Regions from separate parts of the Homo sapiens genome. Here region 1 is linked to region 2. A link is an interaction called in ENCODE POLR2A ChIA-PET data of the cell type or tissue named here. Cell type or tissue: PC-9. All regions are shown on one strand.

What was found. Peaks named below come from ENCODE experiments on the same cell type or tissue, not always from the same donor. Only the 100,000 strongest peaks of a DNase experiment are listed, where the experiment ranks them.
Region 1: POLR2A ChIA-PET joins it to region 2 with 6 read pairs; 4 of 35 experiments call an interaction of 5 or more read pairs at or near these places.

Annotation. Positions count from the first base shown.
Region 1 is chr1:52,871,919-52,874,418 of GRCh38, forward strand. The region is part of intron 8 of ZYG11A (zyg-11 family member A, cell cycle regulator); the gene reads left to right. Among named protein-coding and RNA genes, the nearest start is that of ZYG11A, 30 kb to the left of the region's middle. In PC-9, no CTCF peak of the experiment used is centred here; no DNase peak of the experiment used is centred here.
Region 2 is chr1:52,749,904-52,752,403 of GRCh38, forward strand. All of the region lies in intron 1 of ZYG11B (zyg-11 family member B, cell cycle regulator), which reads left to right. Among named protein-coding and RNA genes, the nearest start is that of ZYG11B, 25 kb to the left of the region's middle. In PC-9, no CTCF peak of the experiment used is centred here; a DNase peak (open chromatin) is centred at 1,168.

The DNA.
Region 1 (2,500 bases), 120 kb after region 2:
GTCCTCCAGAAGTATGTTCAAGTGTTTGTCATTTGCATTGCTGTTACGGGTGGAATCTTATGCTTATGAGTATTTAATATCAAGTATTAGGTTTATTTTGTCTTGTTAACTTGTATGTCTGTTTACAATAGAGATGAAATCAAGAATAAAAATCAAGAGTGATTTTGGATGTGTTCATTACTGAGATGCTTGAGATGTCAAGAAGGCAGTTTGAATTTTTTTTTGAGACAGAGTCTGCAATGGCTCAATCTCGGCTCACTGCAACCTCCACCTCCTGAGTTCAAGCCATTCTCCTGCCTCAGCCTCCCAAGTAACTGGGATTACAGGTGTATGCTACCATGCCCAGCTAATTTTTTTGTATCTTTAGTATAGATGAGGTTTCGCCATGTTGGCCAGTCTGGTCTCGAACTCCTGACCTCAGGTAATCCACCCTCCTTGGTCTCCCAAAGTGCTGGGATTATAGGTGTGAGCCACCACACCAGGCAAGATTTCTTTCAAAATGTTACTGCTCATTGATAATACACCAGCCACCCAAGAGTTCTGATGGAGATGTACAAGCAAGGAAGTTAATATTTTCCTGCTTGTTATACGATATCCATTCTGCAGCCCATAGATCAGGGAGTAATTTATTAATTTATTATTTATTAATTATATTATTTATTATTTAAGAAACATTTTGTGGCCAGGTGTGGTGGCTCACGCCTGCAATCCCAGCATTTTGGGAGGCCAAGGCAGGCAGATCATTTGCGGTCAAGAGTTTCAGACTAGCCTGGCCAACATGGTGAAACCCCGTCTCTATTAAAAATACAAAAAAATTAGCCCGGCATGGTGGCAAATGCCTGTAATCCTAGACACTTAGGAGGCTGAGGTGGGAGGATCGCTTGAACCTGGGAAGTGGAGGTTGCAGTGAGCCGAGATCAAGCCACTGTACTTCAGCATGGATGACAGAGTGAGACTCTGTCTCAAAAAAAAAAAAAAAAAGAAAAGAAAAGAAAGAAAGAAAAAAGAAATATTTTATAAGGCTAGAGCTGCCATAGGTAGGAATTCCCCTGATGAATCTGGACAAAGTAAACTGAAAACCTTTTAGAAAGGATTCACCATTCTAGATACCATTAAGAAAACACACAGCGGTGGCTCATGTCTGTAATCCTAGCACTTTGGGAGGCCAAGGCGAGCAGATTACTTGAGGCCAGGAATTTGAGACCAGCCTGGGCAACGTGGCGAAATCCTGTCTCTACAAAATATTAGCCAGGCATGGTGGCATGCATTTGTACTCTCAGCTACTCAGGAGGCTGAGATGGGAAGATCACCGGAACCCAGGGAGATTGAAGCTGCAATGAGCGGTGATTGTGCCATTGCACTCCAGTCTGGGTGACAGAGAAATACCCTGTCTCAAAAACAAACAAAAATAATATTCATGATTCTTGGGAGGAGGTCAAAATATGAACATTACCAGGAGTTCAGAAGTTGATTGGAACCCTTGTGGATAACTTCGAGGGGTCCAATTCTTTAGTGGAAGGAGTAACTGTAGATGCCAAGAGAACTAAAATTATAAATGGAGCCTGGAGATGTGACTGAATTGCTGCAATCTAAAACTTTAACACATGAAGAATTGCTTGTTGGGGAAGAGCAAAGACATATTTTGAGATGGAATCTAGTTCTGGTGAAGATTCTGTGAACATTGTTGGAATGACAACAAAGGACTTTGACTTATTATATAAACCTGGTTGGATGAGACAGCAGCAGAGTTTGAAAGGATTGACTCCAAATTTGAAAGAAGTTCTAGGCCAGGTGCGGTGGTTCATGCCTGTAATCCCAGCACTTTGGGAGGCCAAGGTGGGTGGATCACGAGGTTAAGAAATCGAGACCAGCCTGGCCAACATGGTGGAACCCCATCTCTACTAAAACTACAAAAACTAGCCAGGTGTGGTGGCGTGCGCCTGTAGTCCCAGCTACTCGGGAGGCTGAGGCAGGAGAATCACTTGAACCCAGGAGGTGGAGGTTGCAATGAGCCGAGATCGCGCCACTGCACTCCAGCCTGGGCAACAAGAGTGAAACTCCGTCTCAAAAAAAAAAATAAATAAATAAAATAAAAAGAGAACGAAGTTCTTTCTTGAAAGGAAGGGTCAATTGATGGGGCAAACATCATTGCTATCTTAAGAAACTGCCACAGCCACCCCATCCTGATCACCATCTTGATCAGTCGGCCACCATCTTGATCAGTCGGCAGCCATCAACATTGAGACAAGACCCTCCACCAGCAAAGAGATTACCACTTGCTGAAGGCTCAGGTGGTTTAGCGTTTTTTAGCTCTCTCTCTCTATATATATATACATATTTTTTAAGGTAGAGTCTTTCTCTGTTGCCCAGGCTGGAGTGCAGTGGTGGGGACCCATCTCAACTGCAGCCTCGACCTCCTGGGCTCAAGTGATCTTCCTGCCTCAGCCTCCTGAGTGGCTGGGGCCACAGGTGCATATCACTACACCCAGATAATTTTTTA
Region 2 (2,500 bases):
TAACTAGTTGGTTTTTATTTTGTATCATTATGAACTCATGAATTGAACATATTTGAGGTGCAATTCCCTGTAGTTTTCAGCTGTTTTCCTGATCTTTGAAATGTGGAGTTTGGATAAGATGACCTCTAACCATCATTAGCATTTTGATGTATTTATTTCTAGTCTTGTGTTTACACTTGTTTAAACTATTTATTTTATTTTAATTTAGTTTTGAGACGGAGTCTTGCTCTGTCACCCAGGCAGTAGAGCAGTGGCACAATGTTGGCTCACTGCAACCTCCGCCTCCGGGGTTCAGGCGATTCTCCTGCCTCAGCCTCCCAAAATGCTGGGCTTGCAAGTGTGAGCCACTCTGCCTGGCCCCCAGCAACTATTTTTTTTTTTTTTTTGAGACGGAGTTTCACTCTTGTTACCCAGGCTAGAGTGCAGTGGCGCAATCTCGGCTCACTGCAACCTCCACCTCCCAGGTTCAAGTGATTCTCCTGCCTCAGCCTGCTGAATAGCTGGGATTACAGGCATGGGCCACCATGCCTGGCTAATTTTTGTATTTTTAGTAGAGACAGAGTTTCACTGTGTTGGTCAGGTTGATCTTGAACTCCTGACCTCAGGTGATCTGCCTGCCTTGGCCTCTCAAAGTGCTGAGATTACAGGTGTGAGCCATCGTGCCTGACTCTGGCAACTATTTTTAATAGCAGCTTTATTGAGATATAATTCACATACCATGCATTTCACCTATTAAAGTGTACCCAGTTCAGTGGTTTTTAGTATATGCAGAGTGGTGCAACTATAGCCACAATCAATTTTAGAACATTTTCATCACTCCAAAAAGAAGCCCTGTGCCCACTAGCATTCACTTTCCATTTTCTTCTAACCCACCTTCCCTCTAACCCTAAGCAACCAATAATCTCCTTTCTGTCTCTGTACATTTACCTCTTCTGAACAGTTCATACAAATGGGATCATACAATACGTGGTTTTTTTGTGACTGGCTTCTTCCACTTAGCATGTTTTCAAGGCTCATTCATGTTGTACAGTACATCAGCATTCCTGTTTTGCTAAGTAGTATTCCATTGTGGGGCTGTACTATATTTTGTTTATCCAGTCATCTGGTTTTTGTTGTTTCTGAAATAGAGTCTTGCTCTGTCACCCAGGCTGGAATGCAGTGGTGCCATCACGACTCACTGTAACCTCCCACTTCAGCTCCTGAGTAACTAAGACTACAGATACCTGCTACCACACCCAGCAAATTTTTGTGTTTTTTGTAGAGATGGGGTTTCACCATGTTGCCCAGGCTGGTCTCGAACTTCTGGGCCCAAGTGATCCTCCCAAAGTACTGGGATTACAATTGTGAGCCATCACGCCCACCCCATCCCACCCTACCCATTTATCAGTTTTGATGGATATATTTGGGTTGTTTCTACTATGATATAGTTAAAAAAAAAAAAAAATAGCCAGCGCGGTGGCTCACACCTGTAATCCCAGCACTTTGGGAGGCCGAGGCGGGCAGATCACTTGAGGTCAGGAATTTGAGACCAGCCTGGCCAACATGGTGAAACCCCGTCTCTACCAAAAATACAAAAATTAGCTGGGCGTGGTGGCATGTGCCTGTAGTCCCAGCTATTCTGGAGACTGAGGCAGGAGAATCACTGGAACCTGACGTGAGGCAGAGGTTGCAGTGAGCCAAGATTACACCACTGCACTCCAGCCTGAGTGACAGAGCAAGACTCCGTCTCAAAAACACACAAAAAACCCCCCAAAATTTGATCTTCATACCCTGTTTCTTGCACGTTAGCTCCCAAACCCCTTGGAAGCTCTGAAGTGAAAAGAGTTTTTGTATGCTAATGAGTTGACTGGTGTCCAGGAGCCCCTAGATAACTTCTTTCTGGGCTGGTTGCCAGAAGGACCAAGGCATGTGATAGGAAAAACAACATTTTTTCCTTCTTTATACTCCTTTATATTCACACCACTCTCAATATTTTTGATACCAAACCATATAGTAGGAGAAAACAAACTGTTTTCTCCTACTGTACTCTCAACACAGAACACTTCTGTGACCAGATGTGTGGTTTTTTTTTTTCCCTATACGGAGCAATTCTCCTATTCTCAGCAGACATCAATTGGGTGCCCTAAAATTTACCTCAGTTCTGACAGTAACCAGCATTAACATAGACCTCACAGGTGAGGGGCTCACTTCCACAAGATGGCCTCCCTCAGATGCCAATTCAGGTAGTAGGTCTCTGGATTAACCACAACACCTGTCAGTCTTGGCTACAAATTGGAGGTTCCCACACCTCCCTCCCTGGGTTTGATAATTTGCCAGAGTGCTCACAGAACCCATGAAAATTTTACTTACTTTAATACAAAGGATATTTTAAAGGATACAAATGAACAGCCAGATGGAAGAGATACATAGGGCAACCTATGGGGGAAGGAGCTTGAAGCTTCCATGCCTCCTCCAGCACACCCTACCCCACCCCTAGCACTTCAATGTGTGCAGCAGCCTG